3 separate regions of the Mus musculus genome follow, and regions 1 and 2 are each linked to region 3. Evidence: chromatin loops called from intact Hi-C (ENCODE). Cell type or tissue: left cerebral cortex. All regions are shown on one strand. Links, peaks and the distances in the headings refer to the core of each region. The heading gives the core; the rest is flanking DNA. Region 1 holds the start of Gm35223 (a long non-coding RNA gene). Region 2 has its middle 16 kb from the start of 9530036O11Rik. Region 3 holds the start of Mnx1 (motor neuron and pancreas homeobox 1).

Region 1 (10,127 bases), core at 1,279-9,278, 1.4 Mb before region 3:
TCCACAGGCTTGGATTCAACCACTCTGCTTCCTCTCGTGCATTCCAACCCTCTGAATACAACTCATTTATTTATGTTTTTAATGTAGTGAATGGGCAGCTAAATGAATTGCGATTTGTATTTTTATGGTTAATTTGAAATCTCGCTCTTGTTGGCTAATCCTGTTAGTTAATGGCAAAACAGAGAGAAACTGTTGCCCTTGTCGAGATTCTAACAGGCATTTGATGTTAAATTACAATTGGCCAGAACAAAAGAAGAAGCCGGATTTCTTGGCCCAGCGGCCTGGAGACCAGATGAAAAGATCCCATAGCCCACTCAATCCTCACCACGATGCCCATCCACCTCGAATTGGTAAGGCCCATTCGGGCACCCCAGCCCAGCTTGTGAAGGTCCCTGGTGCTCAGCCTTAAAGGGGTGCAGAGCTTTTCTGAGACCAGGGGCAGAGAGGCAAGCCTCCCCATCCTTTTCCAGTCCTTCCTTTGGGAAGCCATCTGGGGAGTAAGATGTCCCTTCTTATTCCTGGACCCCAGATTCCCGCTAGCCAAGGAGACCGTTGTGGTGTATCCAGACCATGCTAGCGGGTTTAGGAAGATGGTGGGGACATCCCTGTATCTCCATATGAGCCTGTAAGCTGCGAAAGGAGCAGCGGGCTCTTTCAGCTACCTGTGCATGGAAAGGAGGGTTCCCGTTCGCTAGGCGCGCAAGTGAGAGGCAGAACGGGAGTGTGCGCCAAGGTGTGTTTGCTTGTTGTCGCCGGTGCAGTGTTTCTTGTCCCTAGCGCCAGCTTCGCGCCATCCCAGTGAGTTTGATTGAAATGCGACCTCAGGAAAGTGTGGAACCGGGAAGAGGGTGCTAGGCGGGAGGGAAGAGGGACGGAACCTGGAGAAAACCGGGAAGGACCGGCCAAAAGTCACCGCAGCGGCTCTGCGAGCTGCTTGGGGACTGCTATTTTGAAATGCGGCGACTGCCACTCCGGGGCGCAGGATACCAGGGTCAAGTGTCACTTCCTCTGGCGGTCAATCTCCAATATTCCTTGTAATGTTTTTAAATGGACGAATTCATTACTTGGGGACGTGTGAATGGAGAGTGTTGGAGAGCCGGCTTGATCAATAGCGTCTACTGATGGTTCATTTTTCACTGCGGAGCGAGGATCGCGGAGCTGAAGAAAGACCTAATCAATAACGCGCACCACGGACTGGAAAAGGTCATTTAGGGAAGGTGGAAAAGTTCAGGCTCCCGGTGGGCGAAGCCTAATCGCCCCCTTGGTTTTCCCTGCGACTCCCTCTACCGTTGTCCTTCTAGCACACTGCCACCAAGAGCTGGCTGCTTAAGGTCAGGTTCAAACATGCTATCCGGACAAGCCCACGCCCAGTGTCCACACTACTCCTGCGAAAACACAGGTGGATTCACCTAAAGGCCACACCTGAGCTTTTAGCAGTTTAGGGGAGAGTCATACGAACACACACACACACACACACACACACACACACACACACACACACACACACACACACACACACACACACACACACACACACACACACACACACACACACACACACACACACACACACACACACACACACACACACACACACACACACACACACACACACACACACACACACACACACACACAGGTCTTCGTAGTGTCCTGAATGAGTGCACAGGTGAATCGGTGATTGGGAAGATTGGCCAGCCAGCCCCGCTGTTGTTAACAGAAAAGGTCAAGTAAAATTAAAAGGGAAAATACCTCCAATATCCCTTGCTGTCTTGCCAATAGCCCCCTGGGTCTCCAGTAGGCAAGACTGGGCACATGAAAGGCTTGCCAGGAGCCCTCAAAGGAGGTTATTTCAAGTGGTCCAGCAAATGCAATATCCAGAGAGGGCAGGCAGTCTTAGCTGGAAATTGAAAGCTGGTTCCTGAGCCCTAATCAGAGGGGGCGGGGGGGGGGGGTGAGAGAGAGAGAGAGAGAGAGAGAGAGAGAGAGAGAGAGAGAGAAAGCATATGCTATCTACAGATTAACAAGGCTGAAGGACTTGCCTCGTGACTGGCCACATTCCTGAATTTGTTGGAAAGAAATAACCTACACACCATACCTGGCTACCTCAGCATGAGAAGGCTTTTCCTTCCAATTTTGCTGCTTGACCAAATGGAATGGTTGTTGCTCTGGTTGCATATAGTATAGCTATTGTCTCATCTCTCTCTCTCTCTCTCTCTCTCTCTCTCTCTCTCTGCTCTACAGATGCCCACAGTGTGTGGCCTTCTGGGGATTTTGAGAGCTATATGGGGCTCTGAGGAGCAGCAGGCACCATCTGAAAGGTGTGTTCAGCCAAAAGCACATATCACGAGTGTGTCTCTGTGTGTGTGAGTATAAGTTTGAGTGTGTGTAAAAGTGTGGATGTGTGCATGGGTGTGTGCGAGTGCACGGTGGTACTTTCTATGCCTCTTCAAGGAACAGAGACCAGGCTTCCTTTTGGCAGGAAAGCTACTCTAGATCTTCGGAATCACTGGCAGCCCTAGCCCCATACCCCATCTTTGCTTCCTCTGAGACAGGATAAAATGGAGAAGAAATATTGCCATTTAGTCAAAACCCAACTATTGACCTGGTTGTTCTGGATGCTGCCATCTTGCTTGGTCACCTTCTAGGTTGGCACTCCATGTAGGGTGTGTTCAGATGTGCCCAAATCTGCAATATTCACGAGACAGGCTTGACTTCAGCAGCAGGATTCACACTGTTTTGCACTGCAGAAAGTGTTTCCTTGGTGCCTGATCAGGTGGAGCATGGCAGAGATGTGATTCTCTATGTGTGTGTGTGTGTGTGTGTGTGTGTGTGTGTGTGTGTGGTGTGTGTGTGTGTGTGTGTGTGTGTGTGTAGGTTGAAATTGGTGGGGGGGGGGAGGAGGTCAATTTGCTAGTTTTGAAAGGTTCATTGAAATATGTTAATAAGATAAAATGAAAATCGTTTGCAAATTAGACCTTAAACTTTCTCACAAAAATTCATCTTTTAAAGAACAACCATTAATGGGCTTCTGTTACCAATATTTTCTATAGAGCATTTTTTTACCTGATTTGTTCTAATCGAGCTTCATGAGTGATATGTTCCTATTCAAGTGTAGCACTTTTTTTTTTTATTTACACATTTTGACATTTCTCCTGGGAGTATAGTGTGTCAGGACAAGAGGCAAGTGCCCGCCCGTTTTAGGAGCAGGTTCTTATAACAACAGCCCCATTCCTAGGAGCCTCACTCAAGCAGAAAGAATCCGTTTCTGTTCGTTAACATTTTTTGAGCCAGAAAATTAAAAACAAATATTTAACTTCCCAATTTGGAATTCAGGTGGGCATTGACGGCTAAACTTTTGCAATGCATACTCAATGAACTAAACACAATCTTTACTAGCCAAATAAAACTCCGTTCCCATGGTTCAAAAACAAGTTAGAATACGCCAAAGAATGGATAAAATTCATGGAGAATGTCCATGGTGGGTGCTGACATGTTTGAACTTGGCCAAGAGACAGCTTTTGGACACTGCTCGATTCAGAGGCATTGATACATCTAATAAAGCTATATTTAGAACAGATAAGTGCTAAATAAACATGGACACTGACAAACTTATGGCTTTCATTTTTTTCTCTTCCAACGCAGCTTTTACAGTTCACCACAACCATGGTGGAATGACAAAGCTTCCTGAGAATGCTCTTATATGGGGCTCTCCACCTGACCACCACTTCCCCTGTGCAGGATGCCAGTTGGAAGCAGGAATTGAATCCACCAGAGTCCATCCATTGTTGTGAGCTCCTGGTTCTGGTGCTATATTCTTGTCAGTTCTCTTATTTCTCCAGTATTTCTCCTATATCTCGTCAGCACACAATTAACATCTCTGATAGTTCTCTCCCCAACAAAAAATAAATCTGTAAAATTTATCTCTAGATAAATCTCTAGAGCCAGGTACCTGAGGTTCAAGGCTGATAAGGAGCTCGGATTCCTGAATTTGGCATCCACTGAGCAGCACCTCCAGCTATCAGCTTCTCAACCAGCGAGGTCCCTGCAGAAGCATCCTCAGCTGAGTCCAGAACCTGATTTCCACTGATCATTCAAATATGGGTCCTTGTGTCATGACTACTGAACTGGAAGCTGCTAGTACCCAGGTCGATAAAGGCACAAATCCAATGGTCTTGTTAGCCGTGTCTGTGAGTTGGGCATGGGAAAGCACTCGAGCGCACACACACACACACACACACACACACACACACACACACACACACACAGGTCCAGATCAGTAAAGTAAGGCAGGAAAGTTCAAGTTCAGATAAGAGGAGCAATCCATGTATGGGTTACCCTCTCCAGCTACTCAGGCCCAGCAGCTGGAACACCAGAGCCTTCCTTTTCCAGAGAGTCCATAGCTTAAAGGTCAGGAAGAGATAGAAAAGACAGGCCTTTTTAAAGCCTTTGGAAACAACTAACTTTTAAATGAGCCTCTACTATGTAACCAGAATAGAGTTTAGACCAAAGAGGTCCTGGTCTCATCCTATTTCCTAGAAGATAACAGAGCCTAGAGCTCTGAGCCTTAGCAATATACTAAATTATCGATTAGTTTTTAAAGAGGCACCCAACCATGAATTAGCAACCCACACCATTAAAATGTGGGATCAGCAATATTTGGTTTTGCAGAGCCCATTACTTCTTACACACACACACACACACACACACACACACACACACGTCTATATTAAATATGGAAAAGAAAAAGAAATTGGAAAGAGAAACAAAATATTTGGCTCTCTCTCTCTCTCTCTCTCTCTCTCTCTCTCTCACTAACAAAATTGTTATTAACACTTTTCTCAAATCACCCAGAGAAAGCCACAGGAATGTTCTGCCCAGGAATCCTGCAGCTTCTCTTTGCCGGGCAAAGAAACACAGGCAAAACCACACTCAGTTCAAACAAACCTGTGTCTCCCACAGCAAGGAGACCGGCTGTCTGGGATCTGACAACCCTGAAGACCCTGTCTGTTGCAGCTTCCCGGGAATCTGACAGTCTTGGGGTGGGGGGTGGGGGGATCACCTATCTACATTTACAGAAAAAGACACTGAGTCTGAAAGCTAAAAGGGAATCCTCCTGCCTCTCACTTTCTCAGCAGTTCCTCAGAAGGGGAAACTTTGATCAACCTGCATTTTCTTCTCCTGTGGAGCTGAGCTTCCCACAGACCCACATTCCACTCCCAACCAGAAAGGCAAAAACATTCCATTTTAGAATGGGTTTTGTCCCTTTAGTTTTCAGCCTAGAGAAAACCTTCAGAAAGCCACAGACAGACTTGATAGCTTCCAAATGCTTTCCGAAACGTCCTTGGCTACTCGGGGAGCTAGCTACAGCCCTCTGCCCCGAAAGTTAATTGCAAACTTAAACGATTATAAATTCTCTCTTGCCTCGCCCCAAAGACATTGTGTTAATTTATAACACGCGCAAGAGCCTGATTAACAAACCCAGACTAAATTTACATGTGGCAGAAAGCAACAGATTTAGTTTTAAAATAATAAACGAAGCAGATTTTTGCCAATTCTTCTCTCCCGAGGTTTGATGATCTATGATCCCTGCTCATAAGTTTTTAAACACCCGACTCTGCCTGGATATTTTTTTAAAAAAATGAATCGATTTGTAGTCCTAGCTGCGTTTGCCTGTGGGGAAGGCGGCCGCGTTTGCAGACACCTCAGCAGCGGGAGCGGGGTGTCCTTCTATCAAAGAGTCGCCAGGGGGCAAGAAGCGTTAACAAAGGCTGCGCTTGGCGCACTTCCTTTATCTACCCGTGCGTGTCACACCGTACAGGGCGAGATGTCATTTTGCAAGGTTATAGTCTCCAATCCCACACAGCCTTCTGGCTCATCATTTACCTCTTGGGCACAAACAAACAGCCTCTTTAAATAAAACCAGAGAAGGGAAGCAGATACCTGTGTACAATTAAAATCACAAAAGCAAGCCAGAGCGTACTGAACCTTGCTGGTAATCCGACTTACCTTGCTCGTACTTCGGCCTAATCCTATTTTCTCCTCTCTCTACAATGAATCTGCAAGGCCACGTTTTTTCCTGTTCTTCCAGAGGGTAGTTACCTAGGTGGTTGGGCTGAGGGGTGCTGACCCCCAAAGTGAAGAGATGCTCGGTGGGCAGGCTTCCTGTCTGCCGGGCCTGGAGGTCCCAGTGCAGAGGCTGCTGTGCCAGACAGAAAGCAAACGAAATCACTCAAGGGAAACTTGGCTGGAGACAAAACACATTCAATTTCCTGACGACCTCGCTTTCTCTACCGAATTATTTGCTTTTACAAAGACACATTAAACAAATTAAACACCATCACCACCACCCCCAAAAGGAGTTCTCTGGCTCAGAAAATAGCTTCGCTTAAAAAGGGCGGGCATAGTAATAATAAGAAGAAATGAAAGAAAACAACACGTCAGGTCGTTAAAAGAAACTCTTTTTGACACCTCAAATCCTGGCAAATTTGTAACGTCATCCTTCGTACGCAGCTCAAACAATGGGACCCTGTGCTAATGTCAGCGACAGTCCAGAAAGCTAGCACACAGCTTATGTGGGAATATTTTCACACCTTCTCCTTCCAAACCTCAGCCCCCCCCCCCCCCCACCTCTCTCCCGGGGCTGATCCAGGTTTCAGCCTGGCCCCTCCAGATAAGTCTGGAAAAGGAGATTTGTTCTGAGGTGGGTGGGGTGAGGCGCGGCGCACAGCGGGGAAGGAGCCAAATATTGCTACCTTTGTATTTTAGGGTTTTATTTCTTTACTATCCCCCCCTCAGCTCTCACCTCCCAGTATCGTTTCTCTTTGAAATGTCATGAACTTGGCGCTTTCAGACCAAACCTCCGGGCTCAGGCCTGAGACAATGGGATTGTCAGAGGGCCAGCGCCAGCTTTTTCTGCGTGTTCACAGAGCGTTAAGCCTTTATCCCACGAAATGGCTCCGTGTGACCAGGTCAGACAAAAGCCAACCTCTGTCTTCCTCTCTGAGGGGACCTGGGCTGAGCCCCGTGTACTGAGTGGTGCTGCTCTGGGGAGGGGCTAAAGGCCGCTGAGCCGGGTCCCTGGCGCAGTAGCCTGAGCAGGGCAAGGCTGCCGGTCTGCCTTCTTTCACCCAGACTCGGTGGACAATTGTTTCGGAGCTCCTGGCTCCAGTGTCTCTCCCCTAAGGCCGGTGCACTTGGTCCATTCAAACCGGCAAAGGGTGCACTCGCGCTACTCTGTAGCCTCTGTCCCGGGGATACACTTCTCCAGCATCTGACCTTCTCCACCCGCATGCCCCGAGGCCATAGGTCCTGGGTGTGTTGGGCATGGTGGGGTGGGTGAACCATGGTGCTTGTGTGGACCACTAACACCACACACAGGAACCATGAGCTTGTCTGTGTGTGCACGGGTGGTTTCAGTGTGCCTGTGGAAGGGGCTGGACGAGTTGGCTGAAGGATGAACCTGTTTTGGACTCCCATGGATCTTACTGGGACTTCGGGAGTGTGGGTCCCGCGCGGTGAGTGACTGGGGCTCTCAACAGCTCTCTTCTACAAGCTCTCAGTTGAGTGGCAAGGGCAGGGACCAGAGCGTGTGTGAAGTGTGGTCTGTGCATAGGGTGGGGCACTGGGGTCCCACTGCAGCATCAGGGACTGCACTGGCCAGGCCTTTGGGCATTGCACCTTCTAAGTGCAAAGTAGACAACAAGGGCAGGAACAAAATGGAGGAGGTTGCTCACAAACTCTAAAGGATGGGGACCCTAACAAGGGGAAATAGGATATTTCTTCCAGGCTGCTCCGAATTGAAATCCCTATAGGGAGGGAAGAAGATGGTGACCCTGGAATATTTACAAAGACAACAGGGTTCCCTAACTAAGGCAGACTAAGGTTTCACTGAGAGCTGCCCAGGATTTTGAGTTGGGGGTGAGGAAGGAGTTGATTGCCTGGGAGGCCAGGCTCCTCAGTTTGCACTTTCTTTCCTGCCTTGTGCAGGTTAGAGCTAGAAGGACAGACAGAGCTAGAAGGACAGACAGTACCTGAGCTTGTCTAGTTCTCACACCAGGAGGAGGAGGGTGGGGGGAGAGCAGGACTCCTGCTCCTGCACCCTAGCTTCCCAGAGTAGGTCCTGCAACTTGTGAGGTCAGTTGGCTTCCTCCTTTGCAGGTGGGAAAGCTCTTCTCTACTCTGAGCAACCAACCCTTAGCTCCAGGCTGCATGAGCTGTTTCCCCCCCCCCCCCCCCCGACACACAGGAGGGCACCTAACTAGTAGCCTGCATGGCTCTTTGGCTGAGAGTTGATGACCTAGCTGAGGAGCTACCAACAACAACTGGCTAGTCCCTTGTCAGAAAGACCCAGGAACCAGCTTTCCTCAAAGCTTTAAGGTAGAAGCACCCAGGGACCCTGAGGTTACCTGGTGATGTTGACTTCACCCTGGCAAGGGAGGCTAGGGGCTCTATTGTTTTTAAGTGTTCAAAAACCATGGACGCAGAGTTTTTTTTTTTTTTTTTTTTTTTTTTTTTTGCCTTGTACCTGGCCATCTGTGCTATGTTGGGCAGCCAGTGCCCTCTACTCTTTTGTGAGACCCTGGTCACTGTCCCCCTGTTGCTCCTCCCTCTTCCTATGTCCAGGGTAGGACTTCTGGCACCTCCAGGATCCTTACAGACAGTCTGCAGGAGCTACAAACCAGCCTTGCCTTCTCCATGCCAATGGCATGCTCTACAGACCATACTTCTTGTTTCTCTGTTCCCTGGTAGATGGAGCCTCCCACAGCCTCAGGCTGTAGGTGCTTTAGAGGAAAGTAAGGCTTTCCTGGCCAGGTTACTTCCCAATCATAAAGGATTCACCAATGAATTAAGCCTTTTGCCTAGGAATTGCCAAGATTTAACATAGGGAAGCAGAGATTCAGAAACCCCTTTCTAATCTCCATTCCATGGGCAGGGAACAGGAAAGCAGTTTGGTCACAATATGTAAGGAAAAATGTAGATTAAGTCCCAGACAGATGATCTCCGATCCAGAGCACACTCAAGTTTCTAGCAGGTGTGTGCTGGGTCCAGGTGCTGCTTCAATGCCTTAAGTCACAGGCAGACTTCGGGCTGTGGGCAGCCTGCTGAGGCACAATCGGAACAGCACATCCTTGCCTCCCAAAGACTTGGCTGGGCTTTCATGGCTTCTGTGGCCTTGGTTGCTATTTCTTCCCCTTCTAGAATCTTCGTGCTCAGGGCTCACCCTGATGAAAACAGACAATGATGGAACTGTTTAGGGATAATGAGCCTGGTTTTGTGTAGCAGCTGAATATGAATGTATAGGGATCCATGACCATTGCAACTAGTAGGCAGCAAGTACTCTGAGCCAGGTGCTGCTCCACACACTTGCAAACACACCTCTGATTTTATCATGCACCAGTGAGGGAGATGCCAGGTGCTGCTCCACTCCGCGACAGGGATGAGAATCACCTAGGAGGTGCACCCAGGACTCCGGGACGTCTGTGAGGGTTTCTAGAGGTGTAACTGAGGAGAGAAGCCACTCCCTGAATGTGGGCAGCACCATCCCAGGGCAGAGGCCTGAGCAGAATCAAAAGGAGAAACACAGTGGATCCTCAGCACCCTTGCGTTGACCATAGATGGAGTATGGCCAGCTGGCTCACACTGCTGCCACCTTCCTGCCCATGATGGGGGAGCTAGAATAAACCCTTCTTCCCCAAGTTGCTTCTCATGTATCTTCTTTTATTCTTGAGCATATCATACATGCATACAATTAAATATGATCATATCTGTCTCCATTTCATCCCTTTCAACTGTCCCCACTCTGGGTGAGGAGTTACCTCCACGAGCACAGGTGATTCAAGAGGTAAGGGGGCCTTAAAAATTCTGTAAGTTTCAAAAACTTCCTGAGACTTTTGAGTTGTGTTCATTTTCTGAGTCTAGGAAAATTCATTTACTTTTTGAGTCTTATATGGTTCCTCCTTCTTGAAGGAGGGAAAAGTCCCTTTCTGAGAAATAGCAACAAAAGGGATATACTCCTCTACCCAAATTAAGAGCCCCGTGGAAGCCACATACAGTCCACGCTGCTGGACTAGGAGCAGGACTAGGTGAGCCCTAGTCTGGCAGGGAAGTTTAAACCAGCTTCTTTA
Region 2 (10,127 bases), core at 645-8,644, 1.0 Mb before region 3:
CTTTCCTAGGGTTTCTATCTCCAGCGTCGCCTCACTTTGGGTTTTCTTTATTGTGTCTACTTCCCTTTTTAGGTCTAGTATGGTTTTGTTCATTTCCATCACCTGTTTGGATGTGTTTTCCTGTTTTTCTATAAGGACTTCTACTTGTTTGGTTGTGTTTTCCTGTTTTTCTTTAAGGACTTGTAACTCTTTAGCAGTGTTTTCCTGTTTTTCTTTAAGGACTTGTAACTCTTTAGCAGTGTTCTCCTGTATTTCTTTAAGTGAGTTATTGAATTCCTTCTTTATGTCCTCTACCATCATCATGAGATATGCTTTTAAATCCAGGTCTACCTTTTCAGGTGTGTTAGGGTGTCCTGGATTGGGCGAAGTGGGCGTTCTGGGTTCTGATGATGGTGAGTGGTCCTGGCTTCTGTTAGTAGGATTCTTACGTTTACCTTTCGCCATCTGGCAATCTCTGGAGTTAGTTGTTATAGTTTTCTTTGTTAAGAGATTGTTCCTCTGTTGATTTTGTTACCCTCTATCAGCAGGCGTGGAAGACAAGCTCTCTTCTCTGAGTTTCAGTGGTCAGAGCAGTCTCTGTAGGCAAGCTCTCCTCTTTCAGGGAAGGTGTACAGTTATCTGGTGTTTGGACCTCCTCCTGGCTGAAGGTGAAGGCCCAAAACAGGATCTTTCCCAGAAGCTGTGTTGCTTTGGCCAGGAAGGTGGCCAGTTGTCTGGAGTCGAAGATGTCGCCGCCTGAGAAGCTCTGTGGCTCTTGTCCGGAAGGAGGCCGGCCGTCTGGAGCTGAGGATGGCGCTGCCTCAGAAGCTCTGTGGCTCTTGCCGGGAAGGTGGCTGGTTGTCTGGAGCTGAAGATGGCGCCGCCCAGAAGCTCTGCGACTCTCGCCCGTCCCAGAAACGGCTGGCACTCTGTATTCCACACGGTCACCCGTGCAGCCTGCCCTCCGCGGAGTCCCGGAGCCAAGAAGGCTCCCGCCGGCGCCTGTGCCACAAACCTCTCAGGCCGGGCAGACCCCCGTGCTCTCACCAGGAAGGTGGCCGGCTGTCTGGAGCTGAAGATGGCGCCGCCCAGAAGCTCTGCGACTCTCGCCCGTCCCAGAAACGGCTGGCACTGTGTATTCCACACGGTCACCCGTGCAGCCTGCCCTCCGCGGAGTCCCGGAGCCAAGAAGGCTCCCGCCGGCGCCTGTGCCACAAACCTCTCAGGCCGGGCAGACCCCCGTGCTCTCACCAGGAAGGTGGCCGGCTGTCTGGAGCTGAAGATGGCGCCGCCCAGAAGCTCTGCGACTCTCGCCCGTCCCAGAAACGGCTGGCACTGTGTATTCCACACGGTCACCCGTGCAGCCTGCCCTCCGCGGAGTCCTGGAGCCAAGAAGGCTCCCGCCGGCGCCTGTGCCACAAACCTCTCAGGCCTGGCAGACCCCCGTGCTCTCACCAGGAAGGTGGCCGGCTCCTTTGTTATTCTTATAATTTAATTCTTTTAAAAGTGAGTCCCTTTGTATCACTGTGTCTCTGTCTGTGCATGTCTGTCTCTGACTCTGTCTGTCTGTGTCTCTCTGTCTCTCTTCCTCAGTTTGGGGGGAGGGGCATGCCCATGTCATGTCATGGTTGTAGAGGTTAGAGGACAACTTTGGGGGAGTTGGTTCTCTCCTACTATTTGGTTCCTGGAGGTGAAACTCAGGCTACCAGGCTTGGTGTAAATTACCTTTACTCTCTGAGCCATCTCTCTGGCCTCGAGACCTTGCTTGTTATTTTCTGAGGCAATAATATTGAAATTTGGCCAACAAATAGCTGTGTGTTTATTAGCTTCTGTGATGGTTTGTATATGTTTGGCCCAGGGAGTGGCACTATTAGGGGGTGTGGCCTTGTTGGAGTAGGTGTGTCACTGTGGGCATAGGGCTTAAGACCCTCCCTCTAGCTGCCTGGAAGTCAGTCTTTCACTAGCAGCCTTCAGATGAAGATATAGAACTCTCAGCTTCTGCACCATGCCTGCCTGGATGCTGCCATGCTCCCACCTTGATGATAATGGACTGAACCTCTGAACCCGTAAGCCAGCTCCAATTAAATGTTGTCTTTTATAAGATTTGTCTTGGTCCTGGTGCGTGTTCACAGCCATAGAACTCTAAGACAGCTTCTAAATGTCCCAAGTGAAAGGATGTGACTTTCAGGTTAGGCTAAGGTTAGGCTAACATGAGGCCTCTTGCACTGAGGGGCTAGCCAAGTTTTGAGTGCTGAGGAAAACTTCTGGAAGGAAATTGAAAGTGCTGCCCCACTGAGCACAGGAGTGACAAGAAAGCGAATCGCCCATGTTGCCAACTGTGGAGTCACATTGGAGAGCTTTCCTCCAGGCATTGCCTGACCTGTCAGGTGACAAAGCTGAAGAAGCTGAGAGAGTAGTCGGAAGTGACACTCAGTGGCATGCCTTCGGTGTAAACCATCTTTCATTGGATGAGGACTCTCCTGGGCACATCCATAGCTGAAGAGAAGCTAATGCCTGGCTTAAGAGAAAGAGCAGCAGACACTTGTCCAGGACCACCATGTTCCTTAGCAACCCTGTGTTCTGCCTGTGGGACAGCGAAGCCTAGAGGGCACACCCATCCCTGCTTACCACGTGACTAATGTGGCTACTGCTCAGACAAAAGCATATTCCTTCACAATGTTACTGTGGCACATTGACGTTTATTACAGCAATTGTACCCATCTGTTTTTAGGTGCATGCTGGGGATTCGAACTCTCATTCTCAGGCTTTCAGTGTAAACTGTTTTATCCACTGAACTATCTCCTCAGTCCAGGCTTGACTTTTTACATGGGCTCTGGAAATCCAAACTTGGATCTTCATACTTTTGTGGAAAACACCTTACTGATGAGCCATCTCCTTAGCCCCTGGAAGGAAGTCTCTTGAGACAGAATCTATCCCTGTGACAACCGAGGAGTCGGGGTGTCATGGAAACTTAGTTGAGAAGTGGTAACAGAGCTGGAGAGGATTACTTCAGTGTTGAAAGAAATGTTCTCAAACAACACTATAAACTGCAGGGGATGTTCATGAAGGGAAGAGTGGACAGGTGTGGCCCATTCCACTGTCATTAAGGCAAAAAGTCACCTTGACCACCCCAGCCTTCCACAGCCACCACTCTGATTAGTCAGGAGTCAGCAACAGCTATGAGTGCCAGAAGCAAGCACAATGCACAACTCAACAGGGCCAGATGGTTCTTGGCATTTTTTTTAGCAATAAGAATATATATATATATATAACACAAAGGTGCCACTACATAATACTGTATAATGCTACTACACATTTCATAGATACTAATGAGTGGTGTCTGACTCTACAGGCCTGCAAACCCAGCTGAGGGGATGAGGCAGGAAGATTACCAAGTTCAAGGCCTATCTACGCTACAGAGTGAATTCAAGACTATAGGAGGCCACTGGAAAAAAATCTTATTTCAAAATAAAAAGTGTCAGAAGATTGTTCCCCCACTGCACTGTCAGGTCCTGATGTAGTTTGTTACCCAAGCACAGAGTGTCAAAGGCAGGGGAGCTGTGCATATATACAATGCATGTTTGGTCTGTATGAGGCTTGGTGGTGACAGATTCCAGCATAAAGCAGGCATTCATTATATCTTTTTCTTTCAATAAAAGTTTGTTAAAACAGAGGGGGTGGCTTGAGAGAGATGGTTCAGCCGTTAAGAGCACTGACTGCTCTTCCAGAAGATTCAGGTTCGACTCCCAGTACCCACAAAAGGGTCCCCAACTGTCTGTAGTTCAAGTTCTAGAGGCTATGAATCCCCTCCTTGGGTACTACATGCGTGCGGTGTACAGGCATGCATGCGGGTACAAGACTCTTACACATACAACAACAATCACAAAGAAGAAAGGAAAGGAGGCTGACCCTTGCTCCCAGAACACAAGAGCTTTGCTGGCATGCTGGTGCTAGAGTGCCCGCCTGTGACTGCAGATGTGCTAGGACATCCTGAATACCACAGGACAGGAGCTCCTGCTGTCTCGGCAGCCTTGACAGCATCTTGACTACATCTTTCCTGGAGTAGATCCTGCTTTGCTCTCCAACCAGGGCTGGGCCTCCTCAGGGGCATTCTGGATTCAACAGCCCAGGTTCCTGGCTGGCTTTCCTTCATTTCTTTACCTCCTGGCCTCTCCTGACTTTCAAAATGCTTTCTGCAGGAGCTTGAAAGAGTAAGATGGCAGCCCCTCCTCTACTCTCTATATCCCACCCGTGTTGATAACACTGGCTACCCACACAAGTTCCTGCCCTCACTGATGTGTCCCAGGTTCTCTTAGCTTAACACTGGCAGCTTGATGTTGAAGGTCTGTTGTGGCTGGGACTGTCACTAGTGGGCAAGGTGAGGTGTGGGTCTCATCCATGGTACCAGGTATATGTTCCCTATGGCCTCTGTAACTGTGCCCTTTGTGCCCATATGCTCTTCTGTTAACATGAAGGCAAGGCTCAGGGGCTCATTTGTCTCGGGGGGAAATGCTTCACTGGAGTATGAGTATGGAGTATGAGCACAGATGTACTAGTTTGGTCCCCCATGAATGCCTGCAGTGGTTCTAGTTGTGTGGGCATCTCTGCCCTCCACCTTTGGTCAGCAGGCCACTTCCATTTCTAGATTACATCTTTCCTTGCTTGTCTTCATGGCTAGCATGACCTTTTACCTCTCCATGTTCCTTCTCCAGTGGCCCTGCCCACTGTGGGCAGCACCATTCCTTAGGACAGTGGTACTGGGATGTATGTGAAAGCTAGATAAGCATGAGGCCATGAGCAAGGTAGCAAGCAGTGTTCCTCTGTGGGGCTCGCTGACTGTGGGGCTATGAGCTGAAATAAACCCCTTTTTCCCTGAGTTGCTTTTGGCTATGTTTTTTTTTCTTTTAAATCACAGCAACAGAATGAAACTAGAACAGTGCCAGACTCCTTCCAGACCTTCCCTTTCTTTCCCTCAGGTCTCAACCATCTGCTATCCAATTTATCTCAATGAGCCCTGGACCCACCACTCCTCAGATGGTTGGACAGATGAGGACCCACATGTCCACTGCTACAGAGTAGGGCCAGTGCAGTGCTCCTAATTTGGCTTTTCTTTTTAATTTTATTATTATTATTATTTATATGTGTAAGTATCTGTGCAGTGCCTGCTCCTAAGCCATCTGGTTGGGTCCACAAGTCTTTTTCCCAACATGGCCACCAGAGGGCGCTCGGCCTCCACGCAGGGAAGAATGCTGTGCTTGGGTCTTTTCTACCTAGCTACCAGGCAGGGCTGGACCATAGAGAATTCACAGCTGCTAGAAAATGACAGGGGATTGGGGAGTTCACCAAGGCAGGACACCCCCTCACTCATGCCTCATGTTTATGCGACAGATGGGAGTCATAAACTAGAGAGGATATGTATAGGCGTGAGTACCAGACTCAGGGCCAATCTGGTTCAGAAACAACGGTAACTCAATCTCTGGGTGCAACAACTAAAACCTAATCTACCTTTTTCACTTCTGGCCAAAAGCGAGCTGGAGTTGCCCAGCATCCCCCCAGAGCTGCCTTTGTGGTGCCTATCTCTGCAAGTGTTGATGGTGCTATTAGGGCTAATAGCAGCTGACCACGAACTTTGACCTGGTAGATTTGGAGGTTCCTAGAAGTCACAGATGGAGGATACCTGGGGTTGACCTCTATATACACATGCACACACATACACCATGAACACAAAACCAAACACATACAGAATCATATTACACACACACACACACACAAATTGGCTTGCAGGGCACGAGACAGAGACTGGACTTTCAGGGGCCCACTATTGTCAGAAATGGGACTATCTTTCACTAGAATTCACAGGGCTGAATGCAATGCCCTCCTGCCCAAGAGCCAAAGAGGGCCTCAGAGGATATTTGGTGCATAGCAGGGACAGTCCTGTGTGTATGTATGTGGATGCCAAATTAAACGCTAGGTTTCCTTCTCCGTTCTCCATGTGTGCCTTACGAACCTCTGAGTCTATTTGTTCCGAGGATGTGAACTGCTCAGGAGATTGCTTTCATGTTTCTGGGTCCTAGTCCCCTGCCTAGCTGTTTTGTTTGCCCTCCTTGCCAGAGATAGGTGGCATAGGACAGCTGTCACCTGGAGTCCCATGGATTGGGCATACAGGGAATCAACATGGGCCTGGGCGTTGACAGTCCTCTCAAGGATCTGGGTTAGCATGTAGGCTGTGAGGATCTAAAAACCAGCTCTTGTACTGTGCTAAGAGCCCCTGGAAGGATTTTCCCAGCTAGAATGAGGCTGAATCAGGGGAGAGGAACACTTCTCTGCAGGAGCTAGATGCACGTCGTCACCTTGCACACAAGACTGCACTGAGAAATCAATTGTGGTTGGGGGCAGCTTTTCTTTGATTTTTGTTGTATTATCATTTCTTTGACTACAGATTTCTCGGTCTGCTCAGGCTAAACCAGTGTCTTGTCTGGAGACATGGCTCTGCTGCTAAACTCTGGACTGGACATGGTGGTTAGCTTCATGCCAGAGCCAGGTCTCCTTCCAGGCCTCAGCACTTTTAATGTGGTAAAATGTGTATTGGTAGTGAATTTTCTGCTTGAGAGTCAAGCTCTAGGAGAAAGAACTATTTCTCTCCCAATCCCAGATTCCTATTTTGGGGTGAAGGTGGGGGCTCTGGGCAGGGCTGTTCTCTCTGACCAGGTACATCTTTGATTGACATTCAGCTTTGCAGTTTGCCCCCCAAAGAGTGGGGTGGCTTCCCACTGCCGTGCTCACAAACCCTGTGAGGCATTCTCTGGCTCGTAGGGAGGGGGGCATTGTGTACAAGCCCTGTGGATTCTAGTGAAAGATCCTCTACTGATGAGAGCAGGCCCCGCAGTTCCAGCCCCCAAGTCATTTTTTGTTTTTAAATAATTGATTAATCTATCATTTTGTGTATGTATGTGTTGCAGGAAATATTAAAAACGAAACAGCACATTCCCACACTTGCACTGCCAACTCTGCCCTGGTGGCCTGACTGGCTGTGCACTGGCAGCTAATGGCCAACTTGTTTTATTTCCTGGAGACTCTTTGGCCTGAAGCTCCCAAATGTCTCTACCCAGCTTGCTAAGCATGTCTCCCCATGCCTCAAAAGCTCCATGGCCTTTGTGGTGCACCTCAGGCAAACTCACACATTTTGCCGCCTGTACCTTTCTCTCTTGAACCCAGATGAGCCCCCGTGTGAAGGAAAACGCAACACCAACTTAGTTCAGAAACAACGGTAACTCAATCTCTGGGTGCAACAACTAAAACCTAATCTTGTAAGCCCTATTAAAATCTGATTCCTCTGGTGGCAAATCCTTGTGGATCCTCCATGATACTGGGAAACTCTAGCAGCTACATCTTATACTTATGCTGTCCCTGTCCAAAAGGCTTAACTCTCTTCTGCTTCCTCTCTTCCTTCATCCAAACCAGAAGTCCCGCCTACTTGCCCAGTGATTGGCTCCTTTATTCATTAGGGATTGATTCACCAGAAGCCAATGAGTTCACGACCCATTCCTGAGTCCAGACAGCCTCTCCTGGGAGAGCAGAATTAACATAAAAATACAAGCAGCACAGTGCCATCCACAGCATTCGTGTGTTAGTTTCTGTGTTCACAGTGTGTGGGTGAGCATGTGGAGCTCAAGGTCAATGTCAGATGTCCTTTATCTGTTCTCCTTATTCTTTAAGACTGGGTCTCCTGCTGAACTGGAGCACACTGATCTGGCCATGTTAGTTGGCCAGAAAGCCCTGGATTCTCTTGTCTTCCTTTCCCCAGTGTTGGGATCACAGAAAAGTGCTGCTCCATCAGGCCTTTTATGTGGGTACGGGGAACAAGCTTGACTCCTCAAATTTGTGTCATAAGCACTTTGCTGACCAGACCACATCCCCAGCCGTGGTTGGGAATCCTACAAAGACTAGAAATAGCCTTGTCCACAGCAAAGCTGTGTGTGTGTTTGTGTGTGTGTGTGTGTGTGTGTGTGTGTATGTGGCTCCAGAGGCCTAATGATCTCTGCTGTAACCACTAGGTCTGTCACACAGGTAGGAAGGAAGCCATGGGCAAGATGTCGTGAATGTGTCTGCTGTGTCCAGTGAAAGTTTACTGATGGCTACTCAGCTCCAAGTTTCATGGAGTTCTCAGGTGCTGTGAATATTATCGTTTAGATTCTTTGTTTCAGACATTTACAGGTACTAAGAACAATGTCAGCTTATAAGTTATGTGTAAATAGGCCTTGGACTAGATTTGTTCCACGGTCATAGCTTGCTCTCTACCTTTGAACATATACTCAGCAGAGTGCTTGGAAAGTCAATACCCAAGAAGTGAATTGTGATCTGTTTCTATGAAGTCACATGTGGGCCACATTCCTGGGTACCCAGAGAGAAGGTGCCTGGGTTTCCTGGATCTTAGGGAGCCCCATAGGCTGAGTATAGCCAGCTTCTTTGTGCCCGCATGAGTCCCTGGCAGGGGCTTCGGTGTTTTCTGGCCAAGTCTTGTAGCCACCGAGCATCCTTTCCATGTGTGCCCAACATTTCCCATGGAGTGTGACACTGATGACATTGAGACCCCACCAGGGGAGGACCTCTCTGCCACCCTGTCAGCTGCTGGGTCACATGTCTTCCTGCACAGGAAAAATGATCACAACCTGACTCAATCCACCCATTGAGAGAGTGACATCCACCCTCTCAATGGAAACTTCCCTTCTCATACACAGCTTACTCTCACGAAGGGACGTGAAGGTTCTCGACAGCACAAGATAGAAATTTTGTCACATAACCAACAGTTCAGGAAGTCTCTGTGATTTCTTAACTTATGCAACCCATATAGCACAAAGATACCAGTTTTGAGAACATTATGATGCAGTTGTTGGTTTTTTTTTTTTATAAGAACAGATTAAAAACTTGGGTATGAGAAGATGGCAGTAAGTACCATAATATATTTTGCACAATTTCTTGATACTACCAATTCTGAGGAGATATGTGGGTGCCCTGCTAAGGCTCAGCGGCCTGTATTTTCTTTGGGGTCTTTGTCACACCTATGTAATACCTTTCTTTCATGCCTATAGAAAGATCCTACAAGGGGCTGGTGAGATGGCTCAGTGGGTAAGAGCACCTGACTGCTCTTCCGAAGGTTTGAAGTTCAAATCCCAGCAACCACATGGTGGCTCACAACCATCCGTAACAAGATCTGACGCCCTCTTCTGGAGTGTCTGAAGACAGCTACAGTGTACTTACATATAATAAATAAATCTTAAAAAAAAAAAAAAAAAGAAAGAAAGATCCTACAAAGAAGGACAGAGGGACCCTGGAAGATGGGCAGCAGGGCTGTGCCACCTGGCCCCTCCAGAAACAGGGACTGCTTGGAGTTGTGTATTCTATGGTGTCCTTGTTTCAAGAATTCCTCTCAGGCCATGGCAAACTGTTGAGCTGGGTGGGCATCCAGTTCTTGCCTCTGCCCAAGTGCTGCATGGGTAACTGATTACATTGTTAGGCACAGTCGAAGCTGTTGGTGTGCACAGTCGTTCCAGTTTGTCTGTCAGAATGGACAAAAGAAGAGCAATGGCCAATTCCACGAGACATCGGAAATACCAGCTACGAATCTGCTTCTGAGTCCTATGAGACCAAAGAAAAATCTTTTGCAGAGAAATCCCAAGGCCTGCTGCTGCCAAGCATGTTGGCCTTGTGGAAGCCGTGGAGGACAGATCTCCGACCCAAGGCTATTGTAGTGGGGACAGCCTCCTGGGAAAACCTCTGTCACCAAGAAGCTCCTCAGGGCTGCAGACACCCTCAAAGGTCTCCTTGGAGGTCAGGCTTGCCAAGCAGTTAGAAGGTTCACTTAGTGCTGCTTCTTAAACCAGGGCCAGTCTCTGCTTTGGCCCTATCTGCCCAGAGACCCCTCCATCTGCTCAAAGCTTCTCAGATGTTTCTCCCCAAAGCACAGAGAAGGACATGTTTCAATACACTAAAGCACCAGGGCAGAGTCCTCTTGAACACACTGCCAGGCAGCAGTAAGCTGGGGCAGTAAGCTGGAAGGACTCCTCCCACTACACCTAGCTAACACTGTCACTGACTGGGCATTGGGGATAAACTACAGGCTTTGCTCCAGGTAGACAAAGAACAAGAGA
Region 3 (10,127 bases), core at 923-8,922:
GCAGGAGCCACTCCTAGAAAGGGTAGGTTCTCCCAGATACCTCTGGCCAACATCACCCGAAATTAAATGTATAAGAACGAAAAGCTCACATTGGAGCTCCTCTCTCATTCTCTCTTGCTGTCCCCTCGAGGTCCCAAAAAGGATCCGCAGCCCAGCCTGCACTTGGATGCATGGTTCGGGGAGAGGCTGTCAGCCTGGCTGCAGGCCATAGGATGGGATTGTAAACTCCCCCAAGCCCCGCAGCCCCCCAGGTAGCCATCTTTCGCATCCCTGCTTCCGCCCTGGAGGCAACTACTGGGGCAGAGGTTGGTGTCCAGGCCCGCCTAGTCTTGGAGGAGGCGAGTCGTCCTCAGATGAGCAGTCGGATGAGGCAGCATGGGCACCGGCACCATTGCTGTACGGGAAGTTGTCCTCTTCTTCATCATCCTCGTCCTCATCAGGGTCACTGTCCCGCAAGTCCCGCAGGCGACGGCCGCTTGCCTTGTCCCCCGAAACCGGAGGCCCCATCAGCTCCTCTTCCGTCTTCTCCTCACTGCCGCCTTTGCCGGTGCCCCCGCCGCCGCCCTTCTGCTTCTCCGCCTCCTGCGCAGCCTGCTCTTTGGCCTTTTTGCTGCGTTTCCATTTCATTCGGCGGTTCTGGAACCAAATCTTCACCTGCAGGCATAATCTGGCGTGAGAAACTGGCCACCCGCATCCCCACGAATCCAGAGGGTGAGAGCGTACAAGCATTCGGGACCCCTGCTCCTTGGCCTACCCTCGCCCTAGAAGAGGTTTCGCTAGAGGACTAAGACTGACTGGCAGCGGCGTCTCCACGTCTTCGCCCCTTAAATCTACTCTATTTAACAATAACGCCATGGGTGTAGTGTCCCTAACTCCCCAACTGGGCGCGTTTTAATACCCTCGGTCTACCGAGGCACCAAGGCAGCTCGCAATGTCACCAAACTCTCAAGTCTGCACCTTTCTAGAAAAATAACTTCTTTGAATGTGGCCGGAGGGACACCTCCAGAATAGCTTGTTAAATACAGATTCTCAGCCTGCTCCCCAACTTAACTGAATCAAACCTCCAGAGCATCCTAGAACCTCACGCTGAAAATCAATACCCAACGTAAAGATAAAGAAACTAGGGCTCAGTGTCCCAAATCAGCACCCGCCTTCAGGGTGGTCGGGCGCGCGCGCACCTGAGTCTCGGTGAGCATGAGCGAGGTAGCCACCTCAAAACGCTTGGGTCGAGACAGGTACTTGTTGAGCTTGAACTGGTGTTCCAGCTCCAACAGCTGCTGGCTGGTGAAGGCCGTGCGAGGCCTTCGGCACTTCCCCAAGAGGTTCGACTGCGCCTGGGCTGGGGACAGAAAGGGCAAGAGGCTTCTGTAAATTTGTCCACTGAGGGCGAGGTAGTGTTCCACCCGTCGCTGCCCTTTTCCCTCCCGTGATCCAACCTCCAGAGCCCACCCTCCAGACGCTTCAGCCTCAGTGCCCACTCCCTATGGCCCACATCTCAGACATGAAGTGGAAGTGGCGAGCTCATCTCATTTGAGAAAAAAGGGCCTGTTGCCTCCGCTCAGTGGCCACCCGAATGAACAGGAGGAGGGTTGGTCTAAAGGCTTGGGTAGCTAAACTGGACTAGCAAGCATAGAGACCAGGTCGCTCCCATTCTCATGGAAGGCTTTCTCCCACCTCAAGCTGGAAAAGAACCCATCCTCTTGGTTCCACCACGATCTTAAAGCAGAAGAGACAGGGGGCGTGGGCGCAGGAACGGTGGGGGAGGGAGAAAAGGAAGGATAGGGACTGAAGCTAGAGTCTAAATAGGCATTCATCTGCGTGTCTTCACGTCTCTGTTGACAAACTCTCCCCTCCTAGTGCTAAGGCCAAAGGCTGAGGACTGGAAGCCTATTGGGACGATTCTCATTACTCAAATTAAAGGTTGAGCTGTGAGTAGATCTGGCTTTCTGTGTGTTCCGGGAGATCTGTCCAGCTTTATTTACATAATTTCGCACAGTTACATCACAGAGAATTTTATGACCTCAAAATGAAACTTCCCTTGATTTCCCAGGAGTGCGAAAAGTGTTAGACAATAAAAGAAAGAAAGCAAGGGAAAGAAAGAGGCCAGCCCCTGGCTGGGATGAGCTCAGGCTCCCCTGGGATGGGTAATTTGCTTTATAGGAAGGTCCACGCCCCCTGCTTTAGTTAAACAAGGCTACAAATTCCCAGCTTGACAATACATTAGAACTCTAATTAAAACGCTGTCTTGGAAGGGATCATTTGGGAAATGCCATCCAGTAGAAACAACCAATTAAAGAAAACCAAGCTAGTTTTCCCAGGGGAGAGGGAAGTCCCAGGAACAGAACATATTCAGCCACCCTCCGCTGCATTCCTTAGTGTCCATTGGGATCTGGGGCTTGGCTTTCTTTTCCTAATGTAGACCTGGCCATACTTTAAATGCCCACACCATGAGACATCATGGGCTGGATATTCTGGCAAAGGGATCCCACTTACATGGATTTTGATTGATCCTGGGCTCCACAAAAACATCCCTTTTCTCCCAGAGACCACTTGTGTAGCCAGTAAACCCAGAGCTATGGAGGCCTGTTGTTGACCACTGGTCAGCTCTTCTCAGGACCACTATGCTTCTCAGGCCTGGAAAGTCCAGCCATAGTGGACATCTGAAACCTGGGTTCCTCAGCCAGGCACAGATCCTGCCTAGGACTTAGTGAATAGGAATGATTTCAGAGATGTCTGAGCTGCAGTCCAACTGAGGTTAAAGGGAGCCTTTCCTCTTTGCTGAGATCAACAAGGCTAGTCTTCTTGGAGCCAAGCTGGGAAAAACCTGGGTGGCTGCGAGCAAACAAGTGCGCAGGCTGTGATTCTCTCACCACCTTGCTACTTCTGCGGTTCTCTGGGGCCCCAGCTTTCTCTGTTTAGTCATGACCACCGCTTCCAGCAGAGGAATCTGAATTCTGGCAAATGTTTATTTCTGTTTTCTTTTTTGCTTTTTTTCTCCCTCCAGTGCCTGCATCTTCCCAGTCTAAACAAACCCACTCAGACGGAAACAATGGGGTCTCTTTGTTTGGGTGTTGAGTGGCTGACAGGAGAAAGCCATATACATCTTCTGGTCCATCCATTCAGGAAAGGCAGCTTGCCCCTATCCAAGTCAGGCACAGAGCAGAAATCAGAGCCAGGGTGCCCTACACAGACGCTGCATGTGCCAGGGAAGTCGGAAATGTCCCCCCTCCCGCAAGGTTGTCCCTATTGGGTAACAGAGAGGATGCAGAAGACTGGACCTTTGTGCCCTCACCTTGGACAGGAACTCCCCAAGGTGTTGAGCACCTGAAGTTCCCAGCCAGGCACTTTCTATTTATAGACCCGGTGACCTTATATTCAAACAGACCAGTTCGACATCATTTGGAGGGACGCCCACCCTCACCAACACACACACACACACACACACACACACACACACACACAGAGAGAGAGAGAGAGACAGAGACAGAGACAGAGACAGAGACAGACAGAGACAGACAGAGAGACAGAGACATGCAAATGTCTTGCCCTTCAAAGGAAGGCAGAGTCCTTACAAGGGCCACGGAAGAGCTACTTCTGGACCCAGTGATGTGTCTCTTCATAGCCTATAATGGAACCTCTGACAAAGTTCATTTTCTCAAGATAAGTCCCCGGTTTCAGCGACCCCCAAAACCTGCCCTAATCGAGGCTAGCCTTTCCGCGCACTTCCTTGTCCAGCTTGCAGGTTATTCTTTAGGTTTTAGCCTCACACCTCCAACCTCCCCTGTCTGTTAAGAGAGATAGAGAGGCCAAGGCCTGCTTGTGGCCATCTTAATAATTTGAGGCTCCTTTCATTCTGTGCGGCCCACGAGAGGCCTCACAGGCCCAGGAATGAGCCACAGAGGCTTCGATGCTCTTCCACAGCTCGCTAGGAGGTGAGAGCAAAAGGAAGGGGGTGCGAGAGAGGAGGATGCGCGTGAGAACTGTCCGGGTGCGGCGCAGGTACTCACAGCTGAAGTCCGGCATCTTGGGCAGGATCATGCCCGCAGTAGACGCGCGCAGCCACTGGTCCAGTTGGAAGGTGCTGGCACCCAGCTTGATGGGGTCGGCAGGGTGCGCAGGGTGCGCGCCCTGCACCTGAGGGTATGAGTAGGAAAGCGCCGGGTGCTGGCCAGCTAGCGCGGCCGCTGCAGCTGCTGCCGAATAACTGTAGACCGGGTGTCCATAGAGAGCCGCCTGTGCAGGGAGGCCCGCGCCGCCCTGTGCGCCCCCCGGGTGCAGCCCCAGTGCCAGGCCACCGGCAGCCGCGGCAGCGGCAGCGGCAGCCGCGGCGGCTGCTGCACCAGGGTGCGCGTGGTGGTGGGGAGTGCCCGGCCCACCCGCCGCGCCGCCGCCTCCTCCGGCGCCCAGGAATCCGGGCTTGGGCAGCAGCGCGCAGTGTGCAGCCAGCAAGCGTGGGGGCGACGGGCTCTCAGCTCTCAGCCGGTCACCGGGCGCTGCAGTGGCCTCCGAGGATGCGGGACTGCAGCTACGGCTCGCCCCGCTACTGGTCCCCCCGCCGCCGCTGCCGCCGCGGCCGGGACCAGATACTGTAGTCGCGAGGGAAGTGACCAAGGCCAGAGGCGCGCTCTGCGTGGAGGCGGCTCGCGGGGGATCCACGGCCAGCAGGGCGTCGATGCGGAAATTTTTGGATTTTTCCATCGGCTCGATTGGAGCTGACAATCAGGGTCCAAGGGTGGGCGATGCAGTCGTGTGCGGGCTTACGGAGACTGAGCGTGGCGGTGGCCAGCCTTGGGGCCGGTATTGTTACTGCGATTTTTTGCCAATAAAGTCGCAGCCGGAAACTCAGCTGAGAGCGACCATCGTCCAGGCGCCTCCTCTTTGCGGTCCTCGTGGGGACCGCGCTCCACTCACTGGTATGAACTTCCACCGGAGCGCTCCTGCGAGTTTGTGTTGGGGAGACCGGCTCTCTGCTCTCAAGAGCTCAAGCGACCGCATCGAGGCCACTGGTGCCTTGGTGGGGACCCGCGCCCCTCCGCACACTTGAAGCTCAGGGCGGTCTGGGATTGGCGCGCTCAGCGGGGGCCCGAGGAGGGCTGTCTGCCCGGCGATTGGCCGAGGGGCTCACCTGTCACGGTCCAATTAGCCTGACGCCCCGCCCCTGCGCCCCCAGGTCCTAAGCAGCCGGTGGTGAACAGCGTAGGTGGCCGGAGGAGGCAGGTTGGAGAGTTTGGAGGCTGAACACAAGCTTACTGCTTCCTTGCTGCTGGGAGAGTGGTGAGCGCCAGTAACCCTGGGTCCCAGTGAGTGCCCCCCGAGTCCCTTTGACACCTTGTTCCTCCAGAGGCGGACGCCTTATCTTCCTCCAGCTACTCGCGCTCCCTTGAGGGAGTTGTGGAATGTTCTGCACTGAGGAACTAGGTGGGTCCTCACCCCTGAAGTCCACTAGGTACCCAAAACGGGACCCTGAGCTTAGTACACTGAAGACTGTTCGGTTTCCCAAAATCTCTCGCGTTCCTGAGTGTTGATTGCTTCAAGATGGTTTGCGTCCCTGTCATTAACCCTCAGCAGGTCGAACCTTCTTATCTGCCCCTCCCCCAAAAGTATCATGCGCCGCAAATGTTTGTTTGTAGGGTTTCGGTGTGTATAAATACGGTATTAGAGGTTGAAGCCTACAAATCTTCAGTCAGAGTGGAGAGAGAGCAGTTTTCCAACTCAGAGATGCACATTGACTTGAAGGTCGTTTGCACAGGTGCCACTGAGCCGGACCTAGGTGAGAACCAAGTTCTATTAGAGCCTTGCCTTGTGGGGGTGTAGGAAAAAGGCTTTGCGGGAATTGGCCGAGGACTGCTCCCTCGGACTGAGCCAGTTCGCAGGCTAAGGGAGCCACTATCAGGCTCTCGCCTCCTCCTGCCGGCCGAGTTCAGGAAAATCAAGAAAGGGCTTCCAGAGACCGTATTAAAGTGTGAATCCAGACCTCAGCCTGCGCACATATCAAATATTTACTGTAAACACGCTTCCGGGGGCTTTTTTTTTTTAATGTAACGAATCAATAAGTAGTTTGAGAAATCAAGCTTTCTCGCTAGCTCCATTCTCGGGTATCTTCCCCAAACACGAGGGGAAAGTGGGAGGGAGTTCCAGGTCTCTGGATCGCGGCTTCCCAACCAGGTGAGAGGTTAATAAAAGATCGGAAATGGCCCAGGGAAGGCCAGGAGGCTAGGACAATCCTTGTTGGGTGAATTTAAAAGTAGCAGGCAAAGCTGTTTCAAGAGGGATTGGGGGTGGGGGGTAACGATAAATATAAGTAAGGACTATATTTTCCCTGTCAACAAGTTTTGTTTAGGAGAGATTTAACGCAGTGATTCTGTTGGGATGAGTGAGTAGGTTTTTTGTTTTTGTTGTTTTTGTTTTGTTTTTGTTTTTGATTTTGGAGACAGGGTTTCTCTGTCTAGCCCTGGCTGTCTTGGAACTCACTCTGTAGACCAGGCTGGCCTCGAACTCAGAAATCCTCCTGCCTCTGCCTCCCAAGTGCTGGGATTAAAGGTGTGCGCCACCATGCTCGGCTGAGTGGAGTTTTTATTATGACAGGGTGGTCCTGGCTGGAAAATCTGGAACCCAGCGGGGAACATCTTGGAGTAAGTTGTGCACAGCTTTGCAAAGGCCTCCAGCTAGTCTGAAAATAGTACAAGCACATAGCTCTTGTCTTTAGGTGCTGTCTCTTTGGGGTGATGAAAATGCAGCTCTGCCTTTTAGAGGGTTAAAGGAACACTTGTGTTCCATGAGTGGTTCCCTGCCAGTTCTCCTATCTTGGAAGCCCAATTAAGGCAAGTAAGGATGCTGGGATGCCCTACCCCCATCCCCAGGATTCAGTCTTGACCCCATTGCATTTACAGAAACTTGTGTTTAAGGCCCATGGGCCTTTTCCAGATGAGAGTCCCAAAGAAGAAAGAGAACCTAACCATGGTGAGGCAAGTCTCTAATCCCAGCACTCAGGAGGCAGAGGCAGGTGGGGTCTGTGAGTTCTAGGCCAGCCTAGTCTACAGAGCCAGTTCCAGGACAGCAACCAAAAATGCTACACAGAGATACCCTGTCTTGAAAAAAACAACAACAAAACAAACAAAGGAGAAGAAGGAGGAAAAAAAGGGTGGCTGCAGATGAGATTTTCCTGGGGTGGACCTCATGGACCCGAATCATCTCTAAACTACACAACCAGGGTTGTTTTTGGTGATGATACAGTATTAGGTCTACTGAGTTTAGGCACAGGTTTCCTTAGTAAAGTCATCCGAGAAGAGGAATTCATTTCCTGTTTGTTGTGTAGGGGATGTGATCCAAAAGCTTCTAAATCCCTTTCAAACCCTTCCCACTTCGTCTGGTGTTTGACCATCCACCAGGCTAACCCACACCAGTCCCCACCACCTGTGGGCTGAGTGAGGTTGTATCAAGAGCCCCTTCAGCGAAGGGGAAATTTGCATATCAGACTTGATGGATATATTTCTTTGTTTGACAAAGTGGGGGTTGGGCCAAAAAGACTCTGAAGTCAAAGGGCTTGAATATGATCATATATTCTGCTTCGGTTTGAGCGGGAACTTGTATCCTGAGAGGTGGGAGTTGGGAGAGAGACTGGGAGTCGTCTGGAACTGGGATCTTTGTGTGTTTTACGAGTGGAGTGAGCATGCTGCGTCTCTTCCTGTTCCCAGCGTCTATTGACCCAGCCCAGCTGGCTCTGGGGCAGCCTGGGACTGAGCTGGGGGTTTACTACGGTACCCTTGAGAGATCAAAGGTCTGGTCCCAGAAGCATGCCTATTCTTTTTTTTTTTTTTATTAGATATTTTCTTTATTTACATTTCAAATGTTATCCCCTTTCCTAGTTTCCCCTCCCCAAATCCCCTATCCCCTCTCCCCTCCCTCTGCTCCCCAACCCACCTGTTCCCATTCCTGGTCCTGGCAAAAAAAAATAAGGAATGCTTCACAAATTTGCATGTCATCCTTGCGCAGGGGCCATGCTAATCTTCTCTGTATCGGTTCAGTTTTAGTATAGGTGCTGCCGAAGTGAGCACAGCATTCCCATTGTTGTGCCTCAAGGTAGCTCCCTTCTCCAGAAGCCCCAGGGGCCAAATGAGGCTCTTGGAGGGCAGAGAGGAAGACCTCTCCTACCCAAAAGAGGCTGGAATTTAAGGCCCGGTGTACATTTAATCATCTGGCTCCCAGTCATTTTTTTCTCTGCGTCTAGCCAGGATCCCTCTTTTGGGTCTTGCATTAAGTTACTGAATATAACTTGTGATTGAGCCTCCTCTCATTACTGAGAAAGGTGTGTTGATTTATACAAATAACCACAAGGAAATAAGATGTTGGGGTGGGGAGTATAGTGGTTCCACAGTTCAGTGCTTAAGAGTGAGTGCAGCTCTTGAGGAGGACCCAAGTTGGGTTCCCACCACTCACACTCACAACCACCTCCAACTCCAGCTACAGGAAATCGGATTCCCTCTTATGGCCTCTTTGGGTACGTGCATTCCCATAAATAGACACAAACATACACACAATGCAAACATAAAAAGAAAACTTACAAAGATGTTATAATCTACAAGTTTTACCCCTGACATTATACAAGAACTCAGAACAAAACCTACATGCACCCATATTCACAGGTCAGGTCAGCATTGATTCTATAACTGATCACCTACAAACACATCCCTTTCTGTGGAATGCAGCAGGTACAATATATAATAGCCATTAACAAAAAGGCCAAGAGCCTGGAGGTATGGCTAGGAGACTGGATGGAAGGCAGCATTCCCTGCATCTCCCTCCACACACCTGCCATTTGTCTGGCTGTTTCCAAAACTTAAAACAAGCAACCCCCTGCCCACAGCAGCCTCATGGAGAAAGGTTCATGAAGACTGACTTCTCAGCCCTTTTGAACTCCATGAGAGTTAACTCACATCAACATTTTGAGGCGGGGCTGGTGAGATGGCTCAGTGGGTTAGAGCACCCTACTGCTCTTCCGAAGGTCCAGAGTTCAAATCCCAGCAACCACATGGTGGCTCACAACCATCTGTAACGAGATCTGACTCCCTCTTCTGGTGTGTCTGAAGACAGCTACAATGTACTTACATATAATAAATAAATAAATCTTTAAAAAAAAAAACATTTTAAGGCTTCCCTTCAGGAAAATGAGCCTGGAGGATGTAGTGAGGCCAGTGAGGTCCAGGACACAAGCCCACAGGGGTGGTGATGGTGGTATTTTTCAGAGGCTGAATAAGTACTCAGGAGGACAGAAAGCAAGCAGGAAGTGTGAATGCTGGACCTGGAAGGTCATAGACCAACTTCCTTCAAGTCAGACTGAAATCAGTGCTTGGAATGTCTCTGGGGACATAACCCGTCCACCCACCCCAGCCTGAGGACACACAGAATCCAATGGGGAGCCTGGGGTCACAGGGAGGTGAGATCAGGAGAAGGGATGTCTGATGAGTCCCCCCCCACACACACACACTCATTACAGCCCCTTCAGAGCCCAAAAGTACCATCAGCTCCTTTATTACCATCCTTTGATCTACCACCCTTTTCTCAGACCTCCATCCCCAGTTCAGCTTTAAAGGGGTGGTTTGCAAAGGTGGCTCAGAAGACAGGTGACCTGAAGACCCAGTGTTCCAACCTGAGGTGAACTGCTCTTGCCAAGGACACTACAAGCCAGTCCTTTTCTTTGCCAGCCCCCCCCCCTTCTCTACCTCTCCCAGCACACTTGGATTTCCTTCCTCCCTTTTTAGAAAGCTTACTCTGCCCTCCCTACTGCCTGGTCCACCCTCAGGCCATCTTCACTGGCTGCCCTTCTCCACTGGCCCCATTCCTCCTTGTAAATAAATAAATAAGTCCAGCCCAAACCTGGGTTGTAGGGGTACAGGGAGAAAGACAGTAAGATATAAATTTGAAAAACTCCAGCACAAAAATATATTCTATATTTGAAAATTTTACTCAAGGTTTCGGGTTTTTGTTTGTTTTGCTGTGTACTTAGAACATAGAGAAGAGACTGAGCTCAGCCCTGCGCTGGATGCTTTCTGACCCAGGAAGCCAAAGACATTTTCAATTTCTCTTACAATCCTAGAGGCCATAGGTATGAATCATAAAGAGAAACAAGG

Evidence for each region. Hi-C counts contacts between places; a loop is a spot of excess contacts. Peaks named below come from ENCODE experiments on the same cell type or tissue, not always from the same donor. Only the 100,000 strongest peaks of a DNase experiment are listed, where the experiment ranks them.
Region 1: it touches region 3 in a loop (4-fold over the local background); 4 of 42 quality-filtered maps call a loop at or near these places.
Region 2: it touches region 3 in a loop (3-fold over the local background); 5 of 42 quality-filtered maps call a loop at or near these places.

Annotation. Positions count from the first base shown.
Region 1 is chr5:28,117,483-28,127,609 of GRCm38, forward strand. It overlaps Gm35223 (a long non-coding RNA gene), which reads right to left and starts at 6,433. Exons shown (of 3, transcript XR_880905.2): 1 at 6,010-6,433. It overlaps Gm35055 (a long non-coding RNA gene), which reads left to right. Exons shown (of 3, transcript XR_389791.3): 1 at 1-350; 2 at 2,245-2,321; 3 at 3,646-4,170. In left cerebral cortex, for the core only: a CTCF peak has its summit at 5,734; DNase peaks (open chromatin) are centred at 5,328, 5,833 and 5,995.
Region 2 is chr5:28,446,181-28,456,307 of GRCm38, forward strand. No RefSeq gene overlaps it. Among named protein-coding and RNA genes, the nearest start is that of 9530036O11Rik, 16 kb to the right of the region's middle. In left cerebral cortex, for the core only: a CTCF peak has its summit at 5,203 (motif pointing right); a DNase peak (open chromatin) is centred at 5,211.
Region 3 is chr5:29,473,578-29,483,704 of GRCm38, forward strand. It overlaps Mnx1 (motor neuron and pancreas homeobox 1), which reads right to left and starts at 4,893. Exons shown (of 3, transcript NM_019944.2): 1 at 4,008-4,893; 2 at 1,179-1,339; 3 at 246-654. The coding sequence starts at 4,698. The coding sequence ends at 292. It overlaps Gm24538 (a small nuclear RNA gene), which reads right to left and starts at 8,054; the gene lies at 7,948-8,054. In left cerebral cortex, for the core only: a CTCF peak has its summit at 5,915; a DNase peak (open chromatin) is centred at 5,856; H3K4me3 peaks cover 222 bases.